Regions from separate parts of the Homo sapiens genome. Here region 2 is linked to region 1. Evidence: chromatin loops called from intact Hi-C (ENCODE). Cell type or tissue: CD4-positive, alpha-beta T cell. All regions are shown on one strand. Each heading gives the region's core, and the rest is flanking DNA. Links, peaks and the distances in the headings are about the cores only.

The links. Peaks named below come from ENCODE experiments on the same cell type or tissue, not always from the same donor. Only the 100,000 strongest peaks of a DNase experiment are listed, where the experiment ranks them.
Region 2: a loop joins it to region 1, with 5 times the contacts of the local background. A loop is called at or near these places in 4 of 110 quality-filtered maps.

Annotation. Positions count from the first base shown.
Region 1 is chr5:7,853,941-7,859,544 of GRCh38, reverse strand. It overlaps FASTKD3 (FAST kinase domains 3), which reads left to right. Exons shown (of 7, transcript NM_024091.4): 7 at 6-386. The coding sequence ends at 110. It also overlaps a transcript of MTRR not described here. Among named protein-coding and RNA genes, the nearest start is that of CFAP90, 5.6 kb to the right of the region's middle. In CD4-positive, alpha-beta T cell, for the core only: a CTCF peak has its summit at 2,463 (motif pointing right); a DNase peak (open chromatin) is centred at 2,494.
Region 2 is chr5:8,455,150-8,460,753 of GRCh38, reverse strand. LINC02226 (long intergenic non-protein coding RNA 2226) reads left to right here and starts at 3,190. Exons shown (of 6, transcript NR_039984.1): 1 at 3,190-3,305. It overlaps MIR4458HG (MIR4458 host gene), which reads right to left and starts at 3,067. Exons shown (of 2, transcript NR_039989.1): 1 at 2,988-3,067; 2 at 1-821. It also overlaps the pseudogene LOC100419318. RefSeq lists silencers at 2,738-2,797, 2,808-2,857 and an enhancer at 3,378-3,477. In CD4-positive, alpha-beta T cell, for the core only: no CTCF peak of the experiment used is centred there; a DNase peak (open chromatin) is centred at 3,103; H3K4me3 peaks cover 1,792 bases.

The DNA of each region.
Region 1 (5,604 bases), core at 384-5,383:
TACAGATCCCCTATCATGAGATTGGGATGCTAAAATCAAGACGTGAATTGGTGGAATATTTACAAAGAAAACTGTTTTCTCAAAACACTGTTCATTGGTTGCAAGAATGAATACTGACTTCAGAACTCAAACAATGGAAGAACTTGCATTTTTATGGAACTCAGTATTAAAAGAAAAATATAATGTGAATTAGCCACTTTGCAGAATATGTTCTAGACTGGTGATCTGAAAGCATCTGTAGTTTTCCTTATACTATGTATACATTTATTGTGGTAAAATTTAAAATTAATTTTAATTTAATACTAGTGTCATAGATACTTTTTGTACATCAAACAATTGATCATGTGCTGTAAAGGAATTCAATGAATAAATGTTATTTTTAAGTATTTTGTCATAGTTATCTGCTAAATGAAAATATTTTGCTCTTTAGAGACCTTTTGTTTTCTAACAGATGGAGGAAATTTTTTCTCTTTGTGTGCTGTGAGTGGAAGTGAGATTTACCGTAAGGAAAAGGAGCAATGAGAAATAGAGTACAGTGCTTTGGATATAAATATTATAGAATTATGCAGAAACAATCTTCTGGTTAATGAGATATATTAGTATGGAAACTTTTTTTTAATAAATATTTAGAGAAATGGAAAAGCAATTTAGGTAGGTTTTTTGGGGAGCTGTTTGATTGGAGGGAGGATCTTCTAAATTATAAATCAAGAATGAATTAAATTGTCATTAGTTCATTGCAGAGCCTTCATTGCCTCATCACAGTCAGGTTACAGTTTCAAGGAGAAGAGGACAAGAGAGCCGACTGGAGTAGCAGAGTGTATTTTTTGAAGGAGGGAGGAGGGATACAATTGAACCTGTAACAGGTTGAGATGATAATTACATAAAGCACTTAGAAAAGTGCCTTGCACAGAGTAAGCACACAGTGCAAGTTAGCTGGTGTTAGTCTGAACGTCTACCCCATCATGGTTTTTACTTCACTTTAGCTTTTTGGGTCTATTTACTTATCTTTAGAACAGGAAATGGAAACTAGATGAGCTAAGATCATTTTTTGTCTCCAATTACAAAGAAAGAGAGAGGCAATGGAAGCAAATTGAGATTGAGCAGGAGATAAGCACGGTAGATTCTGATGTATCCGGGTACCCAGCTGACCTTGCCGCTCATTTGGGACCTGGCTTGGAAGGATTCTCACAGCTCTCTGAAATCTGGGTAATTAGATGATTTACACTTTTTCACAGCTCTTAGATGACTTAAAACAGGCATTCCTGACACTGAGCCTAAGATCTGTTCCAGATCATATCAGGCCTCAGAAACCCCTTTCACACCTCCTTGCAGCTAATATCCAGTCCTGTGTCTTTTTCTGCCTTTTTAGTGAACTCAGGTTCCCTCCCTGGCCTCTGGTCCACCCTCACTGTGCTGTACACCTCTTCCTATGACTCAGCTAATTTTTGGTGCGAAACTCAACCCAGCAATGTGGTGTGAGGTTAAAAGCATTCAGTTTAAGGAGCAGAAAGGGACTTAACCAATTAAACAGCCACACGAAGAGGTAATGACGGTCTGTTATAAATGCTATGAAGAAAAATACAGCACGAGCGTTCTTCACCTGTGCTGTTGATGTAAGTCCATCTCATCCATTGCAAGCTTTTCCCTGTTTGCTCATCAGAATCAGATGCTCCTCCTTCTGCAGTTTTCACTTACAGCCTCTGCTGATCCTGTCTCATTTGGCTCTCCCCTACCCTCTTCACGTACGCATTCAGCAGACAGTTCTGATCACGCTGGGCACACTCAATGCTCCAGCTCTAGGGCCAAATAGGAAAGAGCCCCTGCCCTTGAGGGGCTTGAAACAGGTGAGATTAGTGAGCAGGCGATGGGAGTGGTGAGGCCTCCGGCACCCTGACACACAGTCAAGGCTCTGGGAACACAGAGACCTCATGCCCACCTGGGCAGTGAGAGAGAGCCTCAGAGTGATTTGTAAGCTGAGTTTTAGAAGGAAGAGAGCAGGGTCTAGGGGCGCAATTGTCAATGGCTGGAACACCCAGTGTAAAGCATACAGGGTTGGCCCAGGGAGGGAGGCTAGACCTGCCTCTGGCCCTGTTCAAATTTTAATCCCGAAGTACATGAAAATAATTTAGGCTAATAGAGAGATATAAGGTTGCTGGTGTCACTAACGAGCAAATTTGACAAGCTTTGTCAAATCATAAAGCTAAGTCCTTTTAAACTGAATTCTCATGCTGATGAATTCATTGGTATGTCTATACCTGTACAAACAAAAGTGATCTGAATGTGTCAGTTGCAATTACATATTCAATATGATGGCTCTTGCAACTATATATTTGATAATATTTTTAATAATTGCATAACCTTTCTATATTTGTTTTCAAAAGTAAAGCAAAGCAAGAAAAATGAATGAAAAAAAATTGTTTTACTTGCTAGCACAACCCCTGCAGCAACAGTGATAGTCTTTGGGCCTATCAATAGGGGGCAGCAAAGTTCAGGACTTTGGGCTGCAGCAGTTGAAACTAGAGGATCTCTGGAGGAGAGAGTGGATCCTCTCTGAGTGTGTGTTGTGAGTGTGTGTGTAGATGGCAGGCAGGCAGGAGCTGTGGAAGAGTGTGGTGACAGTTCTGCCTGAACAACACAGGCAGTCTTCTTTACCTTTCCTTGCCTTCCTCTATGTGAGGAATGTGCGTCGCTTGGGTACATGTGGACACTTGAAAGATATTTGATAGAATTCTGGGAAAACGGAAGCAGTCAGTTCCTCCTAAAAAAAAAATAAATAAAATTAAAAAAAAAAAAAAGTATACCTACCAGAAGATGATGTGCGCAAATCCAGAGAGGGGTCTTGGCTCAGTGAGGAACCAGGCAAATTATCCCCTTAGGGCTGCGATCTCCCAAATTGGGAATGTGCCCACCCCCATTTGGAGTCTAAATACTTAGTGTAGATAGTGAAATGAGACACGTCTTGTAAGCTGTTTAGCCCAATTCCTGGAAAATAGTAAATACTCAGTGAACATTGGGTGCAATTATTGTTATTGGTACACGTGTGTTCCTTCATTCTCAGTTAAACTTTATCGTACAGCTCGCGGTGAAGGGTCATGTAAGGAATGGTCTGTAAGAAGGAACATGGCTAACTTGCTGGTCAGGACTTCTAGGGGTGCCACTGTGAGCCTTTGACAACTGCCTTTGTTAATTATCATCAAGGACATAGTGCTAAGAAACTTTGTTCTCTAAAGCCTTTGTTGTTTGAAATCAGAGCAATAAAATGGAACATCTAACTGTTGTCTATATGAGCTGAGCCACATGGGCCAATCTGACCAATGGAGAAGTAGCTTCAATATCCCCCTCAATTGCAGAGCTCTAGACGTGGGAATTTTGCATACAACGTTCCACATTTCTTTTCCCTTTGAGGGACCTGAATCGGCTTCTTAGGTCAGGGTTACTGTTAACTCTTTGGCACACTAACTTGCTGTGCTTGAGTCTCTCCAGCTCAGCTTCATTAAATTTTACCTAAATTCACCCCTCCCCAAATCCTACAACAGCCCTGTCTAGTCCTATGTTTGACTCGATGTCTCTAGGCTCCTGTGGTGTGCAGTCTCCCCTGCTGCACGAGTCAGGAAACCTGCCTTCATGTTGATGTTCTCCCCCTGTTGGGCTCCATCAAAAGAAATTTTGCCTTCATCCAGTACTTGTAATCCCATCCCAGAAAAAGCAAACATCTCCCTCCCACTCCCACAGTCTCCGATACAGAGTGCTCACAGTGTGTGGGTGGAGTTGATATTTTGGGTTCTAATGTTTACAAGAAACAATCTTAATAACCCTACTGTTTTTGCTTGTATTACAGGAAATTTTGAACACACATAAGAATTGAAAGAAAAGTATAAGAATTGAAAGAAAAGCTGGCTCAGTGGCTCATGTTGTATTCCCAGTGCTTTGGGAGGCCACGGCAGGAGGATTACTTGAGGCCAGGAGCTATGATCACGCCACTGCTCTCCAGCCTGAGTGGCAGAGCAAAACCCCATCTCTAAAAAAAAAAGTATAAGTTTGCAAGTTCCTCTATTCAGCATGAAAATTACCATAATTTTCCAATCATGTTTCATCTATTCTTTAACTTTTTCTTTTTTTTTTTTCCACTGGAATGTTTCTAGAGAAATCCAAGCTATCATATTATTTTATCCTAAATACTTCAGTATTCATCTATAATTGATAAGCTTTTTTTCTTTTTTTATCTAATCATTCAGCCATTGTTACAAATAACAAAATTAGTTATTATTCCCTGTCATCATTTAATGTGTAGTCTATATTCTAAATTTCCTGTACTATCTCAAAAATATTTTTTAACTGTTGATGTTTTTGAATCAGGATCCAAAGTCCACGTATGACTTTTAGAGATTCTACCACTGAAGTCTCTTATGTCTCTAACTGCTACTCTTTCTCACGTAGTTTTCATGTCATTAAGTTATTGGAGAAATTAGATCAATTGCCCTGTAGAATGTCCCACACTGTTGATTTGGTGTTGTCTAACTTGTTTCTATATCTATCTGCTGCATTTCCTATTAAACCAAAGGGCAGATCCAGAGACTTGCTTCAATTTGGCTTGAATGCCTTGGGAATGATGCCAGAATATAAAAGCAGGCAGAAGAAGGTGAAAGACTAGACTGGCTTAGCCTCCCAGCCTACCTCTTTCTCCCGTGCTAGATGCTTCCTGCCCTTGAACATCAAACTCCAAGTTCTTCAGCTCTGGGACTCAGACTGGCCTCCTTGCTCCTCAGCTTGCAGGTGGCCGATTGTAGGACTGATATGGTTTGGCTCTACGTCCCGACCCAAATCTCCATAATTCTCATGTGTTGTGGGAGAGACCCGGAGGGAGATAGCTTGAATCATGGGGGTGGTTCCCCCATATTCTCGTGGTAGGGAATAAGTCTCATGAGATCTGATAGTTTTATCAGGGGTTTCCGCTTTTGCATCTTCCTCATTTTCTCTTGCCGCCACCATGTAAGGAGTGCCTTTCATCTCCTGCCATGATTCTGAGGCCTCCCTAGCCATGTGGAACTCTAAGTCCAATTAAACCTCTTTTCATCCCAGTCTTGGGTATGTCTTTATCAGCAGAGTGAAAACGAACTAATACAGGGAACTTGTGATCACGTGAGTTAATACTCCTTAATAAACTCCCATATAAAAAAATATATATAATATATATCTTTACATAGATATATATATACATCCTATTAGTTCTGTCCCTTGAGGGAACCCTCACTAATACACTATGTTTAACCCAGCCCCAGTGTGTGTCCTTACTCTATTAATTTGCCTCCTTTGAGAGGAGGGTTTTTATGCTTCTTTCATCCTCCCCTTCTCCGGCACAGAACTTTTGAGTACGAGTACAGACATGAGGAGCCTAAATGTATGACTCTGTGACCTTGTATTCCACTCATGTACCTGGGAATATATAATAAGATCATATAGGAAAATACTTTTTTAAAAAGAGTATTTTTAAAAAAGGAACTAAAGCCTCTTAATAATCAAAATTGCCAAAGTCTGCCTTGCCCATGGTTTCATCTGTCTCTGGTAACCTGCCCTGCATCCTCAGGGCCTCACATCTCATTCCAC
Region 2 (5,604 bases), core at 183-5,182, 600 kb before region 1:
CAAAAAGCTTGAAATTAGGCAATGTCAGTCTCATCAAACAAAACCAGCATTGGAAGCGAATATTAACAAATATCAGAATGAAATTACAAAATATACATCTCCAGCCTCATAAAACATGAATTTTATAAGCACTTTCATAAACATAAGAAAAATAGCTTTGACAATAACTATTTGAAAACATTATTATTAATAATCTTGTATACTGTACATGTGCACTTAAATGTAATAGCACCAACATTCATTATATTATGAAGGGGATACTTTATAAGAATTATAAATTATTTTTACATGATTAAATAATTTTGGCAGAGTAAGTCCGCAGGACTTAAATAACCAGTCAGCCTTAGTATCTACATCTGGACCAGGAAGCCTTTGTGTTACAGACACAGATTCCCTGTGAAGTTCTCCAGGGTGTAAAGAAGGCCCCAGGGAGGTGCCGACGGGATGTGAGGGCTGCCTTTCAGCTCAGGCGAGCCTGCAAGCAACAGGGCAGTTTGGGAAGGGTCACAGGCACAGGAAGGGAGCAGTGGGCAACCATTGATTACATCAAACCAGGATGGTTTCTTCTTTTTAAAGAAACTTTTGTTGAGTGTTTACCCACCCCCATCCACACAAATATGCTCTCTAGGAAATGTGAAAGTATAAGCTTCAGAAAAATGTTTTTCTCATCCTTTAATTTCTGGTTTTATGATCAAATGTTCCGAAGACACTGCTTCTTTTTGCTCAAAATAGTTGACATTGTCATTGCTTCTAGTTTTTCAGCTCCTACTATGCTTACTATGTCCATGGGTGCCATTGACGTCTTTGGCTATTTATCATCTCTAGAAAAGAAAAAAAAACATTAAAATTTTAGGATGTAGGATTCACAATAAATCTCTTACCAAATCCTCCTTAAATCCCTAAACTCTCTACCTGGCTCTGACTCCAGGATCACCCTTTCAGTTCTTTCCATGTTTTTCTTCGGAAAATGTAGTTTCCTAACCTTTCTACCCACCCTTCTCGTCTACTCTTAGGTCTGCAGCCACAGTGATAGTTCTAAGTTGCAAACCTGATCATGTCCTTCCAGTACTTAGTCTTTCAAAAATCTTCCTACTTCCCGCAGAGTGAAGCCTGAACTCTTTAATAGGCATCTAAGGACTTGGACCCGGATCCTGTTAACCTGTTAATTCATCTTTGCCTCTAACTCCCTCCCTTCATCTTTCAAGGCACAGCGCAGGACTTAACTCATTGTGAAAGTACTAAGCCTTGATGTATCTTTAGGAAAAACACACGTATACACACACACGCATGCAAAGAGAGGAAGCATAGCTTAGTGGTTAACCTACATAGACTGCAACTTGCTTAAATAATCCAGTATTTATCTATGTTTTAATAAAATTGTTTTAATAAAAATATATGAAATTCATCTATCTTTTCTCTGGAATGCTTTTGCCTGTTCAAAGATTATACAATGCTCCCGTATGTTACAGAGGAAGCCGTCCCTTCATTTATAAAAGACAGTTAACACATAGCACAAAAACTCTAGAGTAGGATGGATCCGCAACTACTGTACTGGAAATATGCTAAATTAGGGTTCTGATTAGAGTTAATGGAATTAACTTGGGTGAGAGAAAATACTCACCATTAATCTAGGGGTAACAGAGGAGTTAAACTCCAATTCAGAAACAGAGCAGTTCAAAATCAGAATCTAGAGTCAGCCTACATGGGCTTGATCTGGGAATGTGCCCTTTATTAGACGTGTAACCTTGGGCTGCTGCTTGACTGAATAGGTCTTCGATTCCTCATGGAATGAATATAATAAGATCTGATGAATGCAATTAGACAGTGCCTGAAACAGTAGTCTTAAGTAGGTATTTTTGTTGTCCCACTTTTTGAGAAACAAAACCAAAGTCAATTCAATTAAAACTGCAGGTTTCTTGATTTCATCCTAATACTTTGCAAATTAATCACAGAACCCAAGTGAAATTGCCTAGACTCTCAAAGAGTTCGAAAAACATTTCTAATACACTCAAAATTTTCCTAGTTGACGTTCACAGATTATCAAGAGTAAAGCACCTTCATACAGTTTTGATCCTCACACTGTCTAAATCTGAGGAGCTGTCAGGAAAGACATGTAAGGAGAGATCTAAGCTAAAACTCAAACCACACATGAGGCTTTTCAACTGTGACCAACTTGTAGTTAAAATTCAGTTTATGCTTTTCTGTCCACCTAAGAGCAAATTAAACCTTTAAGAAAGCAAAGGATAAAATCATTGTTAGCTCAAGCATTAAAAAAGAAAATAACTGAATATATCTTCTTCAACTCTCCACCCCTAGGGATGAGAACTGCACCTGGCAAACAAGAGGACATTCAACACGTAGTAGCTGTTAAAATGAGTAACTCCCCAAAAGCACTATTAGAAGGCGATATAGTTATTATGACCAAGTTCTGCGGAAACATGGTGTTGAAAACCTTACTGAAGCTAACAATGTGCGTCACCTTCCAGGAGCCACACACACATCCTGAGGGCTTCCCAGATCAACCCCTCATCCCCGCGACAGAGCCACAATCCAGCACCACCTTCCCAGGACTCTCAGCTGAGGCCCCAGCCCCCGCAGGCCCAGGGACGACGCGGCGGGCAGGGCACATGCCTGCGTCGGGCCAGGTGGAAGCTCGGAACGACCACAGGCCCCCGGGGCGCGCCCCTCCCCGTCACGCGCCCCGTTTCCCACGTCCACGCATGCGGTTTCCCCAGGCCTGGAAAGCGTCTAGAGCCAAAGAGCCCAGGGGCTTGCCCGCGCAGAGGCCGACGTGGGGCCCAGGGACGCGCTCCCGGGGTCCTCCCCGCCGAGCCCGCAGCCAGCACCCGGAGCGATCCCCCGAGCCCGAGGGGCGTGGGAACCACGCGCGCAAGCCGGCTGCCCTTCCAGTCCCGGGACGCTTCCCCATCAGGCCAGTGCTAGGCGGGCGGTCGGGACCCGGGGATCGCAGCCTCCGGAGCGCTCACCTGGGTGGCGCAGGCCAAGGACGCCCATGGACAGCGCGACCTCCTCCCATTCCACACACGCGCCCACGACCAAAGTGCGCATGCTCGACACCTGGGACCAATAGGAATCTCGGTCCGAGGGTAGCTGGGGCCAATCACAGCGCGTCTGGCGTGTGGGCGGTGTCTCCTCGTGTTACGCGTGCGCGGAGGGGCTGCGCTACCCGGTCTTGGGTTTTTCATCGGGGAGTGGGAGTGGACTGAAGGCTTGGCCGCTCCGCCTCACTGAGCCGGCTCAGCCAGCGCAGCTGTTCCTGGAACGCCAGTCCCTTAGGATGGGAGGTACTTTCATCTCGAAGAGGGCCGTGGCGTCTGGAGCTTCCCTCCCTTCTGTCCTGCTGAGTCATCCCCGCGTCGCCTGCGAGGCCGCGAGGCGTTTAGGTCTGGGCAGGCCGCCTTTTCCCCATCACGAGATCCTGTTATTTTACTGTTTCATTCTTTTTCTCACTTTCCTATTTGTTAAGCCAAACTTTTTCCTTCCATAGACGTGACCCCTTAGAAGGCTACCCATGCCTCGACATATCTGACATTTGACGTTTTACTCAAATAATTTGCCAAAGTCTATTGCCTTTTTTAACTTCTATTTTCTAAAGCTAGTTTGATACTAATCAACACAGTTTTTTCAACAAGCATGTAAGTGTGCATATTCTAGACATGCGCGGCCTGAGTTTAACCCATCTGCTACTAATTTGTGTTGTCTCGGAATATTATCTAATCCCGTGCTTCAGTTCTCATATATAAACTGAAACTTTATAGATTCACTGGTGGCCTGTAAGCCTGGCCTGTAAGCCTTAAGTTGAAACATGGAGCATATCAGAACTGTGCCTGGCACGTGGTGAAATGTTCAAAAGTTAGTATTGTTATTAGGTGCTGGGCACTTTTCTAGGCTTTGGGATATAGAGATCAATGTCCCTGATGTCCTGGTGTTTATAATTTATTGTGGACACTTTGCTATTTTTTTGGATACAGATCTTTATTTTCATAAACATGGATAATTTTCATTGAGTGCAGTGTGATCTCAATTGATACTTTTGTAGTATTTCATCATTATGCTTATATTCTTTTTAAAATTTAGGTACTGTTGAGGGAAAGTGAGAATGACATGATTTTGATAACATGGTAGAACCTTTTTCATTCATCTGGTGTTGCCACACTGGGGCTCTGGGTGCTTTATGAATCATGTTCACAAGTCATACTTGTGTCTGTCCATGGTTCTTTTCACTACAGCCACCATAGTTCAGGGTGAGATTTTTCACACCGACTGTAAAGATTTATCTGTGGAAAATGGTAATGAGCTTGCCTGGTTGATGTCCTGTTGTTTTCCCAAGTACATACTTGGAAGAGAGTGAACAGAAGACTAAAACGTGGGTCAACAGATGTTTTGCAGTGAGCTAAAAAATAATTGACTTCACTAGAACAACTGCTTGATATTCTACAGCAGTTTTGCAGGTTTCTGAAGTGGAAGAAGCAGATAGTGATGGAATGCTGCTAAAAGAAATATAAGAGAATAATAACACCCTTGGTGCTTGTTAATTTCATTTTGAATTTTTTTTTTTTAAGTTGTCAGTTACATGTTTGGTGACTGCTTTGAAAGTTCTGATTCTGTTGCATGTGGATCCACAAGGTAGCTTAGGAAGCCTGATGGCAGAATACAAATTGTCTTAAAAGAGTTCATAGGTATTCACAATCTTTGTATTGAAGAAAGTATGATGAAACTCCCCAGGTCCAGTTAGGGCAGCACTGGGAATGCAAGGTGAGAAATTGGAAGAATTTACCACACACAAAAAAATGATGTGTCTGTATTAGTCCATTCTTGTATTGCTATAAAGAAATACCTGAGACTGGGTAGTTTATAAAGAAAAGAGGTTTAATTGGCTCACAGTTCTGCAGGCTGTACAAGCATGCTGCTGGCATCTGTTAGACTTCCAGGGGAAGCCTCAGGGAGCTTTTATTCATGGTGGAAGGCCAGCAGGAGGAAGAGAGAAAAGTGGTGGGGAGGTGCCACAATTTACAGCAACCAGATCTTGCAGGAACTTAGTATCAGGAAGTCAGCACCAAGCCTGAGGGATCTGCCTCCACGACCCAAACACCTCCCACCAGCCCCCGCCTCCAACACTGGGGATTAAAATTCAGCATGAGATTTGGTGGGGACATATATTCAAAACGTATCAGTGTCATTTTATGAAATATTCTGGGCTAAAACAGTGGATCTACAAGCAACTTTTAAAAAGAAGATAATTAACATCTCTCAGTTGACAGTTTCTAACTTGAATCCTAAATAGGCCAAGTGTGCAGCAAGCTTGTGGTTTTTGATCAGACACTACCTGTGAGCTCTCTTTTTCTTAGTTCTAATAAGGAAATAGATACTAAGTCTTAGAAATTTTTAAATACTTTGGGCACAATAACATTTTTTTAAACAAAGACCTAGAGCAACATGTTGCTGGACTTTCTGAGCAAAGAAAGTCAAGTGATATAGAAAACTGACTCCTGGGCCAGGGGTGGTGTCTCACGCCTGTAATCCCAGCACTTTGGCAGGCCGAGGTGGGCAGATCACGACATCAGGAGTTCAAGACTAGCCTGG